Linked DNA regions of Mus musculus: region 1 is linked to region 2. Evidence: chromatin contacts called from ENCODE Hi-C or POLR2A ChIA-PET data. All regions are on one chromosome and are shown on one strand. Each heading gives the region's core, a stretch centred on a gene start or an enhancer-like site at or near the end of the contact. The rest is flanking DNA. Distances are from core to core; before and after follow the strand shown.

Region 1 (3,511 bases), core at 245-2,744, 430 kb after region 2:
CAGAAACTGACATATAGGTTCTGCATATACTGAAGTATAGGCTCAGTGCAAGTCACAGCCAGAAAGGCTTCCAGGGACAACTCTTGACACGGTTGACACTAACGTAACAATGGACTATGGGCAACTGCAGGCTTTGCTCTAACATATTTCTGGCCCAGGGGAGAGGGGTGAGTCTCTCAGGTTCTCATCTAGTTGGCTTTGTTTCCACATAGAAGTCAGGCTATGCAGCTCAGACTAGCTTCAAACTTGTCATCCTCCTGCCTCAGCCTCCTGAATGCAGGCCAGGTTGTGGGGTTTCCACATTGTCTAAATGAATGGCCTTTCTCGGTGTCCAACAACAGATGTCGGCTTGAACTTGTCTCCAGAAAGAAGCTAGGTCTGCAAAGTGGTCACAAGCAGACAGTGGTCTGGCCCTGGCTCAAACCTTTCCAGACAGGCCGTTCCTTATTTCTCAAACCAGCCAAGAATATGGCTGCCACTCCCACCATACCACCAGTCCCTGCATCTGCAGTTAGGATTCCTTGCAGAGTCTCTAAGGTCGCAGCGCATCTTTTATTCTGGAAACATTTTTTTAAAAAACACATATTTGTAATTTCTTATTACCAGTAAACAGAAGCTTGTGGTACAGTAGGAAGCCCATTAGCAAAGTTAGAAAAGAAAAAAAAAATCCATAAATTCCCTACACTCTTTCCCGGCCCCATAAAAAGGGCACTGTAGAGAGCACGTTTTCAAAGACCAAGTCTTCCTGACTCTGTAGTTTAGAATGGATCCCGTGCTCAGCACACACACCATGAAGCTTCTCGGGGTGGAAGGAGACTGTACCACATCTGCACACTCCCTTAGAGCGTTTCAACACCCGGTCTGTCCTACATAGGCCTTTGGCTCCCCACACTTCTCGAGGGTAGGCAGAGCAACCTCATCTCCACACACTTTACAGAACCGGGCTCACTCTACGTGCTCCATAAAAATGTTTCTGGCCCCACCAGGCCCCCACGAAGCAGCCTCGCCCTCAAGCAGAAAGCAGAGAAACCCAAGACCTCAGAGCGAGAGCGCCCCGCCGTCTCCAAGGTAACCAAAGCCGAAGCCGGGAATGCCCACGCATGCGTACAGTCGCCCTTCCTTCCCGTAACCTCAAAAAGAATGCAGCCCGTAAGATTTGCCAGAAGGCGAGAGCGCATGTGTAGTTCAACCAACACCCTGGCCTCCTTCGCCTACAGACCGCCCATCCACCCAGCCTTCGGCGCTGGATACCCTGGCCGGAAACAGTGCCCATTTTGGGGAGGCCTCGCTAGCCAATCGCTGCTGAGGAGTGGCCGGCAGGCCGACCGGATCAAGGCGTTTTATTGGCTAACTTATAGGAATGGGTGGGATCAAGGGTCGCGGTGCGGCCAAAGAAAGGAGGCGGGAAGCTAGCAAAGTCGCAGCCACGGGGGGAGGCGTGGCCCGGGGCGGGGATAGGCACGGGGGCGTGGTCGAGGAGGGGCAGCAGGGGCCCGGAGCGATCGCTGGCCAGCGAAGCGCCACACTCGCTTGTTTGAGGACAACGGCGCTCCGCCGGTAGGTGACTGGGCAGAACCCCGAGTCCTAAAGCGGGACGCCGAGGGAGCGGGCGGGGAAGGGGCGCCTCCCAGGCGGGGACTGGGTTGCAGCCGGGCTGTCCACGAGGGATGGCTGGGAGGGGTGGCCGGGTGACTACGGTCTAACCCGCTCGCACGCTCAGCGCCATCAGCGCCACGCTCGAAACGCCGTGCTCGCCTAGAACCTCCAGGCCGCGCACCCACGGGTCACACGCTTGCCCGGAACGCGCGCGGGTACTGTCTGCTTCCCTTTCCCCAACATCCGTGCCATCGAGTTCAGCCGCCCTACTGGCAGACCTGGCTCCTAAGTGTCCCCCAAGAGAAGGTGATCGCTCCACTGCCCTAGCAGTGACATGAGCAGCCTTTCCCTTTGAACTGCTTGGGATCACTTGTTCTGAGAGGATCACTGCTCTGGGCACTCAGTAGAGCAATGCTAGTCGCTGATGGTGCTGTCCTCCCTCCTCGATGGTCCTTACCCTTCTCTAATTCTGTGTTCTACTCGGAACTTTTGGAATCTGTTTATATGTACTAGTCCCGTCCTGGAAGCTCTTCCCGGCTCTGGCAACTTTCAGCCACCTGTCACCAAGTGAAAAGAAACATTTGTCTGAGGCAGAGATTCCCACCTGCTTTGGAACCTCATCATGTTCATTAACTTCAGACCTCCCCCCCTCCACTCCCCACCCCCCAGTTGAGATTAAAAGATGGCTGACAGCCCTAAAGGATGGATAGGGGTGTGCATGGGCTGTCAAGTGGATGAGTGGAGAAAAGTTTCAAATATCAGTGTCTTAATGACATGTTGTTGTTGTTGTTGTTGTTGTTAATTGGAGACAATGAACACTAATGACTGGATTAAGGGCGCTAAAAGAATGAACTGAACGAGGAGTGGCACCATGACCAGTGGACTTCGGAACACTGGCGAGTATCTAGAAACATAGTCTCTCTGAAAGATTAGAGGATTGTTTCCTAACTTCAGTTCTGCAGGGTTTTGCTTAGTAACTTTCCCATTTAGTGGTAGGTGTGGTCAGATGCATAGACTGTTGTCCAGTTGGTAAGCGAAGTACCTGAACCAGGTGTGAGGGATGATATGCCTCGTCTGTGGCCTCAGAGCCATGAGTGAGGGTGAGTTCTCCAGATCCCTGAATAAGAACAGCATAACCTAACTTTGATAGAGAAAGGGGGGGGGGTTGGGGTGATCTTTTTGCTGTTAATGTGAGAGGATGCTTTGAAGACTCTTGACTTGCTTATGATGTATGTGTGTATTTCCTCTTGTATTTAAAGTGATGTCAAAGGCAATTCCTTTGGATGGATGCCAGCTTTATGAGTTTTTCAGACGCCCTTAAGACATCTTGAAAACTAGGCATGGTGGCACACACCTGTAATCCATCACTGGGAGGCTGGGACAAGGAGGATTTGTTGTGACTTTGAAGCCTGTCAGGGCTTCATAGCAAGGCCCTGTCTCAGAGCACCAGAGAGGAAAAAGAAAGAAAGAAGACATCCTGATTTATTTGGAAGAGTGTGATAAATTTCTCAGAACAGCTCATAATAATAGTTAGTATGTCTGACTTTAATTTTAGAAATAAGTGCCCAGCTGTACATACCCAGAAATACATACCAGAAGTTTGTGAAATCAAATAGTACTACGTGATCAGGCTTCAGGCTTCAGGTCATTTTCGGATTGTTTTTGGGGTGGATGGAGCAGTTCTGAAGGTTGTTGGTTTTTTTGTTTTGTTTTGTTTTGTTTTGTTTTGTTTTGTTTGCCTCTGGTGTCTGTTAGAGTTTGTGGGAGTGGCACCACAGACAGAGACTCTGCCAAATGAACCTTTATCTCAAAAAAAAAAAAAAAAACCTGCCTGGTTTTGCCATTCATTCTTGGCAGATAGGAGTGTGGTTCCTCATTTTGGTTCCCCTGATGAACACAGATTCCTTTGTGATCG
Region 2 (3,439 bases), core at 31-2,530:
AAGACCCACAAAGATTTGACCTGGGACCTCACACAAGTCAGAGACAATTCTACTGAGACACACACAAGCACACATATACATACTTCCCTGTGCATCCCTCACCAGCAAAGTACTAAAAAACTAAGGATACAGCCTTTTATCTATGCCCCGCCCCCACGCTACTCAACCTTAGCTAAAGTGCACCATTCCCACAAACCCTCTATCGGTTCTTGAAGGCCCCCCATGCTTTCTTGATCCATGAACCCCTACTGCTCTTCTCCAGGCAAATGGTCCTTAGTCATACCCTAAATGTTGATTGTTAATTCAGCTTTAAAATAAGGACTTTCTCAATAGACAGCGAAACACCAGGAATGTGTTTTACCTGGGTTCCTATCCTACATATCTGTGCATGGTGCATAGTAGATGTTCAATAAATGGGAGTGGAACTGGGAAATGTAATGTTAGGGAAAGAATGAATATGGGCGGGCAGTCTCTTGGGACATAAAACTGGGAGGGATGCAGGATACAGGAAAATCCAAGCTTCAGCTCACCAAAGGAAGAGGAACAACTCCTCCCTTGGGAGGAACTGTAGATAAGAACCTAGATGGATGGAAATGAGATGGGCCTAGGTGAAGACAAGTGTTTGAACCTTTCCAAGTCCTAATCCAAATGTCACCCGCCCTTCATGTCTTTAAAAACAATTTCCTATTGACCACAACACCAGCCCAGCTCATTATCTTTGTATTTATTTGGATGTTCTACCATTATCTTTGTACTTATTTGGAATGTTTATTTGTATACAGATCGTAGTTCCTTCTCTAGTCCAACCTCTTGAAGAACAGGGAAATTTTGGTTGTTCCACGTCATATGCTAACCACTCACTCACTGTGGGTTTACTAAAAATGAGCCGGAGATGGGAAGACTAGTGGGCGGACTAGTTCGAGGCAGGAAAAGCACGCGTCGTGAGGAAGTGAGATTCCCCAGACCTGTAATTACACACTCCAAGGAGAAGCCAAGCCCGACCGCGGGGCGGAGAGCGACGTAGAGAGTCGCCGGCGACTTCTCGGGGGAGGCTCTGACGTCAGTGCCTCGCGACCGTCCTCTCCGCTACCTGATTCAATCCCGGAGCTGGACTTTAGCAAAAAACTCACCCCCGCCGCTCTCCGCGAGCTCCGGCCCGGAGCCACACCCATCCCTCGCGTCCCGCTTTCCTTCCGCGCAACCCCGTCTCCGACCTCACAACCACCACGGGACAGGCACACTCGCGGGCGCCCTACTCAGCAGGGCGGGCCCTGAGACCGGAAGCCGGAAGTGGGGTTGTGAGGACGTGTTCCGAGGAAGCCGCAGGCCGGCTAGGCCGGCGTCATGGAGCCCCTATACCAACAAACGAACAAGTGAGGGCTGCGTCGGGGAGCGGGCTGGGCTCCGCCCGGGCTGCGGCCCCTAGGGCTCGGGGCTCTGGGGACTGTCATTGTGGAGGTTTCCGCTCGGGCTGCTCCGCATCTCTTAGCCCCTGGTGCGATGCTCTTAGCCGAAGGGGATCGAGCCGGGGCGCGAAGGCTTGGGCCCGGTAGCTCTTGGCCGCAAGCCGTGACTGCCTATTGGCAAGGGAAAGCAGCGCCCCTAGGTTACAGCACTTGATCCAGCACCTGCCAGCTTAGTCCTCCGGGTTGGTAGAGCTTAGAGAACAGAGAAAACTGTTGCCGAGGCTTGTGTCTATGAATCTATTGCTTAAGTGGGAGTGTCAGGGGTTGTACGAAAGAAGTATTTTGTGTACTTGATTGGACATTTAAAGAACTTATTTTTGTGACACAAAGACGGGCAGGTAACTAGTGACTATTTTTGTGAGTCATATCTGATTACAAGTTAGCCTTAAGGAAATTGAAATTGAGTCTTAGATTAGCTTTTCATAACTAAGTTTCCTTGGTGGGTCCTTTTTTTTTTTTTTTTTTTTTTTTTTCCATACCGTCCTTTGTTTTGGGAACTTGCAGTGTTATGCAGCTAGACACCATGAGGGGCCACATACCTATGTTAGTTTAAGAACTTTCTATTGATTGTATGACAGCACTGAAAAATCTTATTCCTTGGGCCTGAAAAATGACATAAACTAGTCATCCTGCCTCCCCAGGAAACTCATAACAAAAAGAATGGAAATAAGATGGTGGTTATTCTCTTTTTACCTTTTTTTTTTTTAAATTTGTTTATTATATGTAAGTACACTGTAGCTGTCTTCAGACACCTCAGAAGAGGGCATCAGATCTCATTGCAAATGGTTGTGAGCCACCATGTGGTTGCTGGGAATTGAACTCAGGACCTTCGGAAGAGCAGTCAGTGCTCTTAACCTCTGAGCCATCTCTCCAATCCCCCTTTTTACTTTTGTCAACAAAATGTTTGATTTGGGTGGGGGAAAATAAACTACATTGTAATGACAATTTGCATATTATATAATAAGTGTAGGAAGAGATTTTAAAAGACTATCCTGTGAGTCACGTGGAAAAGGAATGAGGCAGAAAATTGCCCTCATTTACTAAGAACGGATCCTTTCCATAGCAAGACACATGGACCTAGCAGAGCGGTGAGTTAATCTGCTAGTTGCTGAATTGACAGAACAGTGTCAGAACATACTCGTCTCACTAGAACTTTGAACTGATTCTGTGATTATCTCTAACTGTGAAGGTACGTTGACATAAAATCGATTATTTAAAGTCATATAGCTGGAAAAGTCCTGAGCACTGAGTGGATGAACAAAACAAAAAAAAAAGAAAGAAAGAAAGACAGGATGTTTTACATTAGCAATATTCTACTAGGATGAGCTTTAAAGAGAATCCAGTAGGCTTCCATTTTGGGTACTCATGTTCATAAAAGATACATTTGTCCCTTGTGTTGTCTAGCTGCCATCCTGGAATTCATCTTTAGATAGTTTGGAGTAAGTAGGTCTCAGACACAAACAGCTCTGGAGTGATCACGCAGGCTTTTCTGGTGGTTTTACTCAGTAGTTAGTTTTAAGAATTATTATCTCAAGATCAGTTTGTCAGCTTGCCTTAGGAGGTAAAGACTAGCTATGGAGGTAGAGTGGAAGACGTGACAATAACCAAGTGCATGTGAAAACTGTGGGCGTGTATGTGTTGTGTGGGTGTGTGTACATTCAAGATGGGATTCTATTACATAGCTGAGGTTAGCCTATAAGTTGTGGTGTAGCTTAGACTGGCCTTGAACTTACAGTCCACCTGCTTCTTTGTCCTGTGTGCTAAGATGACAGGTGAGCACCACTATATCCACTACTTACTAACTTCCTCCCTTCCTTCCCGTCATGTCCCATCCTGTCTGATCCAGTCCCTCCCAACCAATCAACCAACCTCCCTCCCTCTCTTCCTCTGTTCATTCGTCCTTTTCTTTCTTCATCCGTTTGTTTGTTTGAGGTAGAGTCTCACTTTGTAGCCCTGGCTGACCTGGGACTCAC

The links. A loop is a pair of places that touch in the nucleus more often than their neighbours do. ChIA-PET counts read pairs that join two places held with the same protein, here RNA polymerase II (POLR2A).
Region 1: a loop to region 2 is called in a map of Patski, with 3 times the contacts of the local background. The contact joins the promoter of Map3k14 here to the promoter of Gosr2 in region 2. A Hi-C loop is called at or near these places in 1 of 37 maps with a recorded cell type or tissue (Patski). POLR2A ChIA-PET finds 5 or more read pairs at or near these places in 1 of 5 experiments (Patski).

Annotation. Positions count from the first base shown.
Region 1 is chr11:103,265,384-103,268,894 of GRCm38, reverse strand. It overlaps Map3k14 (mitogen-activated protein kinase kinase kinase 14), which reads left to right and starts at 1,494. Exons shown (of 16, transcript NM_016896.3): 1 at 1,494-1,557.
Region 2 is chr11:103,695,564-103,699,002 of GRCm38, reverse strand. It overlaps Gosr2 (golgi SNAP receptor complex member 2), which reads left to right and starts at 1,280. Exons shown (of 6, transcript NM_019650.4): 1 at 1,280-1,373. The coding sequence starts at 1,345. C130046K22Rik (RIKEN cDNA C130046K22 gene) reads right to left here and starts at 1,279. Exons shown (of 3, transcript NR_102389.1): 1 at 1,131-1,279.